Linked DNA regions of Mus musculus: region 2 is linked to region 1. The links are chromatin loops, found by intact Hi-C in ENCODE. Cell type or tissue: heart. All regions are shown on one strand. Links, peaks and the distances in the headings refer to the core of each region. The heading gives the core; the rest is flanking DNA. Region 1 has its middle 170 kb from the start of 9530026F06Rik. Region 2 has its middle 100 kb from the start of 9530026F06Rik.

Region 1 (5,383 bases), core at 207-5,206:
GTTAGCCTCTATGAGCAGACCTGGAGGGTAGCACTCTCCTTAGTTTCAGTGGGCAGAGTATTCTCTGCAGGCAAGCTCTCTTCTTGCAAGGCAGGTACCCAGATATCTGGTGTTCGAACCAGACTCCTGGCAGAAGTTGTGTTCCACTCACTAGAGGTCTTAGGATCACGTGTGGAATCCTGTGTGGGCCCTTGCGGGTGTCAGGCGACTCAGCTGGCAAGGTAGCCGGGGCTTGAGTGGAGTGGAAGGGGTTTGTGCCCCAGATCAAGCCCAGGTAGCCTGCTTCCCTATGTACCGCAGTCTCAAGTTCCACGCGATTGGATTGGGGTAGGCGCTGTGTTCCACTCACCAGAGGTCTTAGGGTCCCGTGGGGAGTCCCGTGTGGGCCCTTGCGGGTGTTGGGCAAGACTCTGCTGTCAAGGTAGCCCGGGGCTCGAGTCTCGAGTCGAGCGGAAGGGACTTGTGCCCCAGATCAGGCCCGGGTAGCCTGCTTCCCTATGTACCGCAGTCTCAAGTTCCGCGCGATTGGATTGGGGCAGGCACTGTGATCCACTCACCAGAGGTCTTAGGGTCCCGTGGGGAGTCCCGTGTGGACCCTTGCGGGTGTTGGGCAAGACTCTGCTGGCAAGGTAGCCCGGGGCTCGAGTCTCGAGTCGAGCGGAAGGGCTATAGGTATCTTCTTGAAGGATTTGTACTATGTTTGGAGTTAGCATTAACATAGAAATTAAAGAATTCCACGAATACAAGAAAGCTTGCGATTTTCAGGACAGAGTAAGTGCTCTGGTTCCACTCACACAGAATTGGTCATTACTTTCTGTGGTTTTCTTTGGAGCTCCCTGCCCCCCTTATAATGACAGTGGTCCAGTTATCATTCTGGCTCTTATAGCTTATGGAAACAGAAAACAGTGGGAGAAACTTTTCCATTCATTCGTTGTTCTTGTTTTGGAGGTGGAAATCAGCCTGGCGAGCTGTTGTTGAGCACACAAACACACTAGGAGTCTCTACTCACTAGCTTCCCTGCAATTAGTAATCAAATGGTTAAGTTTGGCAGGAGATTGTAAATAGAAGTCACTGTTTTACCAATGAGTTCACTCAAGATCATTTGCTGTGTTTCATTTTCTCTCATAGACATTTCCTTTTGGCTAACTAGAATGTAGATATGCAGCCAAGAAAGGTTCAGCCAAGTGAGTAAGGATGTCATAATAGATGTCAGAGCAACATGGTAGAAGGAAAAGGGGTCCCTAGTTAATCTTAAAGAGCAAAGCTGTTTATACTGGGTGTTTTACCTGACATTGTTTTGGGTTTTTTTTTTTTTTTTTTTTGGTTCTTTGTTTACTTTGATGGAAAATGTTCAATTTGATGGAAAATTAATTATTTTTGAGTCATATTCTTGGTATCTTTTGTTATAGCTGCTTAGCCAATACTGGACCTAATACATCTTTTTAAAATGTATTCCAATATTCTCCCTCTGCTTGGTTGACTCATAACTGGTTGACAAGCTGGCTCCTTAATCCATTAATGCCTACTCCTCAATATGGCATTTAATTACATTTGATGACTTTGAGGGACAGCAAAACTAGTTCCCTTTGGGCACAGGATTATCTCAAGTCAGAGTTAATAGCCTTAATGGTTTAAAATGGCACTAAATGGTTCTCTACATTTGGGGAAGGCCATCTGGTCATTTGCAGATAAGCATAATAATAAGCACCCGGGCAGATTTCCACATATGGGCTGAGATGCAGACATATTCCAAATTATATACACTATAAAATTTACCACCCCTCACTAAAATCCAAATCACAAACTATCCCTTACTTAATTTGCAATAATGAGTTGTCACTCAGTCAATGTGATTGAAATGAGTTTGTCACAAACAAAGACCCCACTAACTACATACTCTAATCAAGGTCAAAAGACAATCATAGTTTTGGGAAGAGCTTTTGAACATTCACATCAGTCAAGGACCTCAGCTGTGTCCAAGAGCCTACATGCACGCACGCACACACACACACACACACACACACACACACACACACACACACACAGAACACAGATCTGTTTAAAGTTGAGCAATGACAGTTGGGTAAAATCATGTTCTAGAAGCATTTCCATCTTCTGAGTGTGACTGATGAGTTATGAAAGAAAGTTGAAGGAGTCATAAACTAATTTCTGTGTTGCTGTAACATTTGTTTCCGTTTCCTGCCTCCCTTTTTGTCAAGGTTTTTAGACAGGTTGAATATAAACCTTAAGAAACCTTAGCATTGAAATGTCCATAATGATCCTCACTACTTCATAGGAATATTAGGAAGGAAACACAAAGGGTAACCAGCAAGGTCCTGAACCTTCCCGTTAACATTATTTGAGGATGTTTATATATTAATTAATTTTTAAACATTGGTACCTTAAGCTGCATACTTTACCTGACTCATGAGTTATCTGTGAATGCTCCCTTGATCCTGTAGTAGCATTAGTGACAATCCTCCAATTCCCTTTAATGTCTCTCAAAACCCTAAGTCATTTGGAAAGAAAATGTCCTTGTAATGGACAAAATGCCAGAGAGAAAGAGACCAGTGACTGGCTTTCTTGAATGGCTTTGGTAACCATGCCCCAGCTGCTTAGCATGTAGAGCAGAGATTGGCTGTATTGACTAGCTAGCCACTTACCTGGAAGAGTACTACAATGAAAGAATAAGGAAATAGCAGCCACACATGTTAAAATACGAACGAATGAAGCTACTGTATGTGAATCACTGTGGCGTAGTTCTTTCTCTAAAAATCACAGGCCATGAACTGGAGTTAACAGTCAAGGCTTACACTCTGGTAAATGACTGCGTTTTGTTTTATCCCTACTAACTAAAACCAAAGCAATAAACAGATTGAATTTCCTTTGTAAATAGTCTGCAAATTGGGAAGGTGGAGGCGGACTTGATCTTTTCCTGTGATTGGATGGGGTCTCTTTATCAGATGAGGCAGGCCAGGATTGAATGGCTTTGGGCTGCCCTCTTGTATTTTTAAACTTGCACCTAATTTACCATCCGACTTCGCACCTGGGTCTCCTTTGGCAACAGTGTGGTCCAGATTTTTTTGGCCCAATGGATATCTGCTTTTTGAATTATTTTTTTCCCAGATGTACTTTTCATGTAGCCAAATTTAGGCTTGTTTTATCATTTCCTGCCCCTCATGTTTAACCTCTTTGGGGACATTGCGATCAGCTGAGTGTTGACATTTCAGCCCTATTTTAAAGCATCTGCAATTTGCATCATCAAGCAAACCTCTTATACTTATTAATAAAGACAATATGAAATAATATTTCTATCAGAGATTATGCTCTCGATGTGGAAACACTGGCGTTTCTTCAGGGAAACTTCATTTATTCATTCTTGGCCATTTTCAAATCACATTCTTCTTTATCCCAATTTCATTTTGATGCCAAACAAAATAGGAAAACTCACACTGTGGACAATCATTTGCTCGTCACCACACACAGATAGCATTGCCTTTGTCGGCTGATGGCTTAAAGCTACTTAAGTAGTTTCGTTTCTATCAGGCTGGTGTCATAAGTTATTTCCATGTGACTCTTGGCTTCATTTTCCTCTTGGATTTTACATGACTTTTCCCTCTGTAGTCTGGAACTGCTCTCTGTTTTCTTGTTTTACAGGGTTGCTGAACTCTCAACTCCTGCTAGAAAGAGCAAATGGTTTAATTAACATTTTTTTTCTTCTGCTCCTTGAGTGTGTGAAACATTCGGCTCTACCTGCAACCCATTTAGAACAAGCTATCTGTTCTCTGGAGAATTTCTCTGGGCCATGGCTTATTCCTCTGACTCACATCTTCATGTCCTTCCTTTATTTCATTCCCTCCCATTGCCACCAGCTGGATTGGGACCAGCCTCTCCTAGCTGTTCTTCTTGCTTCTTTGCCTCCTCTTCCCATGGTTAGATACATGAGAGCTACGAGGTGGAGAGTCTTGAAAAACGGCCTCAAAAACAGCACTTTTACCCTCCCTGTAGAAAAATCACTAGGCATTAGACTACCTATGGATGAATAGTTCCTGGGGTTTTTTTGTTTTTTGTTTTCCTATCTGGATGCCTTGAAAGCTTTATGGGAAACAGAAGGTGTTATGAGGTCCCAGTTACCTTTCTGCTCCCTCATGATAGGAGTTCCTGAGACAAGAGGAACAATGTGCCTGGACATAAGGTTCTTCCAAATATAAGGGGCAGAATGAAAGAAAACATGGCACCTGCTTAGCTAGGCATACCCACTTGGCTTCCTCTTGGGCTGGAGCAGAAAGAGAAGAGAAAGCCTTACCAATCCCTGGCTAGCTAATTTTTCTATTTACTGGTCAAAACTTGCTGGTGTTGAGCTGAGCCTCCAGACTTCTGGTTTACCCCATTCATGTATGAGCAGAAGCGCCATTTCTCTCTGGGGTCTTTGCCGACTCCCTCAGCTTATCTTCACCTTACCTTTCTCCTGCCACACTGCCTCTGAATATTAGGTAAATGCCTTCTTACTATTCTAATCCTTTTTGCTGGCAAGCTTTGGGTCATCCATTACATCTGCCCAGGCTGCTTTAATCAAAGCAGCACACTCATGTTTAGTTCCATTTCCAGGAGATTTCTATCCTGTTACTTTCTCTCTTTTTTTTTTCATCTTCTTTCCTTTCATCCACAAACTTTTATTAGACCTTTGTGAAGCCAATTGAGATAGCAGGGAGTATACATTATAATTCATTTGAAAAAGAATCAGCTGCATTTTGATGAGCACGATCATTTTGCAAAGCATGTGGGAAACAAAGCTATTGTGCCCCCTCTGTGTGTACAGGGTTGGAAGGCGCAGGCTCATACTTGTCTCTTCTCACCTCGTGGTTAAGCAGTCCAGTCACATCAGCAGCCTGGCACCGATTGCTAGCCATATCTCACCCTCACTATGGCAGGAGGCAATCAATAGGTGGATTAATCACACTTTGGGGAGCTTGCACCCCAGGAAGGAGAGAAAATGAGGTTTGGAAGAGGAGGCTGCAGTCAATGTGTTCTGCCTGGAGTTCGCAGCCTGGTGCACACAATACAGAACCACAAATAAAATCCACTTCACCCAGGACAGTGACCTTGACCAGTTGCGCAATGACACCTTCTAGAGATTTACCATCAGCTTGGCCAGCTGAAGGCCAAGGCTTTAAGCACGTGCACACACACAGACACACACACACACACACACCAAAGATGTTAATAATGTACACTAAAAGTATAATGAGATTTAGTTGATCAAATAAGATTATTTGAAAAGAATTCTCTGTGTGTGTTCATGTTTATATATGGGTGTATACGTTCATATATATATATATATATATATATATATGTACACATATATATACATGTATATATATAT
Region 2 (5,383 bases), core at 144-5,143, 70 kb before region 1:
AGGGAAGTAGAGGGTGGGAGGGACTTGGGAGGAAGTGGGGGGGGGGGAGAATCAGGTATAGGAAGAAATGGAGGAGATGTACAGAGGGTCAAGAAATTGAACAGAGGTATGTAGAAATGGGGGATGGGGAACTGGGGGTAGCAACAAGAAAGTCCCAAATACCAGGAAAGCAAGAGCCTCCCAGGACCCCACAGGGATGACATTAGCTGAAATACCCTACATAGGGGAGGGAGAACCTGTAGAGACCATATCCAGAGATTAGGCATGGCCCCCAGGTTAAGGGATGAGGCCACTCACTCATTTCAAAAATGTTAACCCAGAATTGCTCCTGTCTAAAGAAAATACAGGGACAAAGAGGAGATCAGAGACTGAAGAAAAGGCCATCCAGAGACTGCCCACCTGAGGATCTATCTCACATGCAAACATCAAACCCAAACACTATTGCTGATGCCAAGAAGTGTTGTTGACAGGAGCCTGATTTAGCTGTCTCCTGAGAGGCTCTGCCTGATGCTGACCAATACAGATGCAGATGCTCACAGCCAACCATTGACTGAACACAGGAACCCCAATGGAGGAGTTAGGGGAAGGACTGAAGGAGCTGAAGGGGACTTATCTGGCATCAGTAGGAGGGGAGGCCCTTGGTCCTGTGAAGGTTTGATGCCCTAGTGTAGATGAACGCTAGGGCATAAAGGTGGGTGAGTGGGTGAGCACCCTCATAGAAGCAAGGGGAGGGGGTATGGGGTATGGGGTTTTTCAAAGCGGAAACTAGGAAAGGGGATAACATTTCGAATGTAAACAAATAAAATATCAATTAAAAATGGAAGATTAAAATTATGGTTCTTTAAAAAGACTTTTAGCTTGTAGTCAGTTGTAGTCACACACACACACACACACACACACACACACACACACACACACACACACAGAGCCATCTTTTCTAGCAGTGGATACTATTGATTTCTTTTCTAAGGATACTGAGACTGTCCTCCCCAGACCCTCTCATTTACCTTTTCCTTGGCTTTAAGGCATGGTCCCTTATTCCCCTGAGCTAGTGTAGATATTTACTTCTAGACATTTCCCAGATGTGCAAAGCCACGGGGTGCAATCATAAGAAAAGCCTAAGTGAAAAGCTAGAACAGAAGACAATATCTAAAGAGAAGCAAAGGTAGAATAAAGAGTAGAATCGCATCAGAAATGTAATCACAGGCTCTGGTCACCCTGATGTCATATACGTGCCCCACTGAAGGGTTGGATAGACAATAAATTCGCTCTACTGTCTGTGGGTCCTCACGAGCAATATTAGTTACCAGGAAACTAGAAAAAAAATTGACCAAGAGACTTGCTTCTCAACCTCCCAGTCTTCTCCTGTCAGTGACCCTCTTCTCCTGTGTGTCCCACGGTCATCGTCTCCATTTCAAAACTGGCCTTCTAGCCAGACCCAAGAGTTTTCTTTTTGCTCCTGACATTATTTCCCAATGGAATTTTCTTTTTCCTTTCAAATATCCTCAGGTCTTCACAGTCTCTTACATTGCACTATCCTAGACTGTTATTTCTTTGTCTTTCCTCCAAGAAGGTTATCTCCTTCTTAGCCCTTAAATATCAGGATCTCAGAGGTTAGCCCATGAGCTCCTATGCCTCAACGCTTTCACTACCATCCTCATAACTCATTTTTTTTTCTTTTTCAGGTATGTATGGTAGAATTTGGCCTGAATCTATAATTAAACCACCCTTTGAACATGTAGAAGACCAAGAGAAGGAGTTGAGTTGCCCAGGGTTGAAAACTGGACAGTAGCATCCTGCTTCGAAGGAAGCTACCCATGATGCATGTAGAATGGAATCTTTTAGTCTCAGCACGTTACATAATTGCTTACGGTCCCCAAGTGAATGCATTATTGTGTATCTTGGTCTATAGCTGTCTATGTGGCCAGATTGTAAGAATTTTTATCATACATCTTTGGCCACAAAAAATATGAAATCTTTGTTTATAAACACAATCTTTTTAATCATAATTATACCACTGTGGCCAGGAAAGTATTTTTGAATCAAATCATGTTAAGCGAATTTTATTATTTGATCAATTTCTCTATATAAAGCACTTAAACAATTTCCACTTTTTTTTCCATTTTCATTTAACCAAAATTGTTTTCAAAATCAATCCTTTCTCATGAATTTTATGATGATGATTCAATTTATCCATCAGGTTTCTTCCACAAACATATCAAATGTTGCCTATTATACCTTCTGCTATTATGAGTTCCCTCTTATGACTCTCATTCTCCTGAGTATAATTGTCCAGGGTCAAATTTTACACATAAAATTTTTGTTAAAAATATTTCACTCGCCTGTTACTTTCTAGTTAAGGAAACATTATCCCATAGGTAGTTTTAGTCCTTGTCAGTTGCTCCAAGCAAGTTTATTTTATCTGAAATCCACTTTTGAATTTTCATTGTTACAGAAGGGATGACTCCTTCAGCTATTTTTATTTGTCATAAATTCTATTGTTTACAAGCTTGACCCCTTGCCGATTTTGTTTTGTGTGTGTTTTTTTCTGTGTTATATTAATTATAGACAAAAGGCTGAAGTTTTTCATTTCATGAATATAGGCCCAAATGCCAGGGAAAGTCCCACTGAGTTTTGTTCTAGACACTTGGGATATGTGTGGGGAAGCAGATAAGCCCTTCTGCTCTTAGGTAATTTCCTTCCTGATGGGGGAGAGAAGACAGCATACAAGCAAGCAAACAAATGTGAAAAAAAACATATTGAAATAAGGACTGTGAAAAACATTAACACTGTATGACCGTGACAGTAGAGGCGTCGTGTGAGAGTGCTTGTCCAGAAGAGACAGGGCTAATCTGTGAGCTGAGACCTGAATGAGCCACTTACATGGATAGGAGATGTGCCTGAACAATTACATTTGCTAAAATTATTACTTGTGTTTGCTGCTTCTCACTGTCCCCTGGTGTGGGCCATGTCTGATGTCCTTGGTGGACTGAAGGAACAGTTGTGGAAACATGCCTTTCATTTGTCTTCCATTTTGCCCTTCACTACTGCGAATTGATTGTTCCTTAAGATTTTGTATCATCAAATATAAATGAGATTTAAATATGGATTTTCTTTCTGATAAAAAAAGTATAATTTTAAAGCTTAAAATACTGAGTTCTTCCTAGAGTCACATGAGTCTGAGGCTCTGAATATGAACACATACCCAGAGGGCAACTGTGGGCCTTTCTCTTTCAGTGAAACTTGCAGCTCATGGGCAGGTGTTACAAACACTCTTGTTACAGAGAGAGGAGAGAGAGAGAGAGAGAGAGAGAGAGAGAGAGAGAGAGAGAGAGAGAGAGAAGGAAGGGACACGGATGGAGGGAGGGAGGGAGGGAGAGAGAGAGAGAGAGAGAGAGAGAGAGAGAGAACAGTTAACAGCTGGCCACACAGAGATAGACGAGAGAGAGAGAGAGAGAGAGAGAGAGAGAGAGAGAGAGAGAGAGAGAACAGTTAACAGCTGGCCACACAGAGATAGACACCATGGCCATCTGTGGCTTAAATGGCAGTCACAGTTATGTTTGCACTTTCCCCAAGGACATTAGCTCAAAAACATGCTCTCGTTCCTTCTCAGGGCCTGCAAGGGCACTCAGGGAGGGACAGTGGACTTTTGGTTGTACCTTCCATCTGAAGGGATAAAGCAGCTGTCTTGTCCGTCCCTTCCTGCCCCCTTCCCATTTTTGTGATGTATAAATTGACACATCCATGCCCTCTGACATGATAAGTCAGCAAAGCGTAGGTTTTGTTTAGAGAGACCATTTAAAACAAACAGATGAACCACACACAATATTTTTACTTCTAAGAATCTGGACTACTTTGCATTAACATCGAATCATTGAAAGGGCTCCAAGGAAAACTGTATAATGTAACATAGACTGCCAATGCTTAAATTTTTCTTTCCTTATGGAATCACAAGTAACATGCTTAAAATAAATAAATAAACACAGCCTCTACTTAGGAGTTTAGATTTATGTGTTGTGGTTACATATAAAACAGCAGGAATAACATTTAAATCATTTTGGTTTTGCATTCTCAGTGAAAAATTTGTCATGGTGAATACATACCCTAGGGAAACATTAACATTTGGGTGATTTTTCTATTACTGTGAAGCATTAGCAAGTCACTTGGCCACTAAACTCTTGTATTTCCTTTGGACAATTCAATATGCTCATCTACTTGTCTGCATCTTATACCCATCACGTGCCAGCAAATCTTTAGAGCTCAGAATAGAAAAATAAGAATGATAGGATTTCTACCCTCAAAAATGCATTGGCTATCAAGAGGGAAGCATAAAAATAAACAACTATATTGTGTGTTCTGTTAAGTACCCCAGTCTGTGTTGTCTTTTGGTCAATGCAGCAATAACATGTGACAAACACCGTGGCTGTAAACAATGCAAATCCACTCTTCCAAAGTTCAGGAAGTCAGTGAACCAGCTCCCTTGGGAGGCTTTGCAGAGAAATCCAATTCTTTATCTTGCCCAGCCTACAAAGGCTGCCTTGACTTAGCCTCTTTCTTCATCTTCACATTGTTCTCCTTAATCTCCGGCTTTTTACTATAGCCTGTTTCTAGACTTTCCCTGTCTTGCCTTTTTCTTATAATGCCCCTTTCCAGCTTTATTTGTGTAGGTTTTGTGCAGGCAACAATGGCCACTGTGCGGTCATAGGTCATATATGTCCCTGTCCCTTGCCAAAGGTACTGCTTCGCACCATTCCTCCCCAGCCCTGGTGCTCAGTCTTTCTGCTTCTTTGTCCATGGTGAGCCCTGAGACGTGAAAGGAGAAGGTGTGATATAGATGTACCATTGAAGCTGACCACACCACAGTCAGGTATTCTCTGCGCTGTAATCAGTTGTGCGTCTCTGCAATGCAACCACTATTCATTATAAAAATAAGCTTCTTCTGAGGGGAGTTGAGCTTTATTAATCTTTAGGTTATTTAAAGATAAATATTTAGAAGACAGTGTGGTCTATGTCCACTTAGCAAAATAATAGAAGTATGCTCTACCCTAGGTCATACCCATCCAAAGAACCCATGCCTAGTTCTGTCCTGGAGTGGGACTTAAATATAACCAGAAAGTGACTACCCCACTATATTTGTGCCACTAATGCACTGGTAGACAAAGCTTATCAGGCCAGTTGTGATGGTGGCTTTGAATTACAATGGTTGCCCATGAACGATCTAGGATAGTTTCCTAGTCCTTAATTTAGGCACACTCACAAAGTCTCCTTTCCTAAGAACACATCCACAAGTTCTGGGTTTCTAATACTGATAACCCTGAAGGACCAATTTGTCTACCATTGTATTTATCATAGTACAAAGAGACACAGAACTTCGAAGTACAAT

Evidence for each region. A loop is a pair of places that touch in the nucleus more often than their neighbours do. Peaks named below come from ENCODE experiments on the same cell type or tissue, not always from the same donor. Only the 100,000 strongest peaks of a DNase experiment are listed, where the experiment ranks them.
Region 2: it touches region 1 in a loop (4-fold over the local background); 5 of 42 quality-filtered maps call a loop at or near these places.

Annotation. Positions count from the first base shown.
Region 1 is chr1:61,204,842-61,210,224 of GRCm38, reverse strand. No RefSeq gene overlaps it. Among named protein-coding and RNA genes, the nearest start is that of 9530026F06Rik, 170 kb to the left of the region's middle. In heart, for the core only: no CTCF peak of the experiment used is centred there; a DNase peak (open chromatin) is centred at 3,034.
Region 2 is chr1:61,274,802-61,280,184 of GRCm38, reverse strand. No RefSeq gene overlaps it. Among named protein-coding and RNA genes, the nearest start is that of 9530026F06Rik, 100 kb to the left of the region's middle. In heart, for the core only: no CTCF peak of the experiment used is centred there; a DNase peak (open chromatin) is centred at 2,804.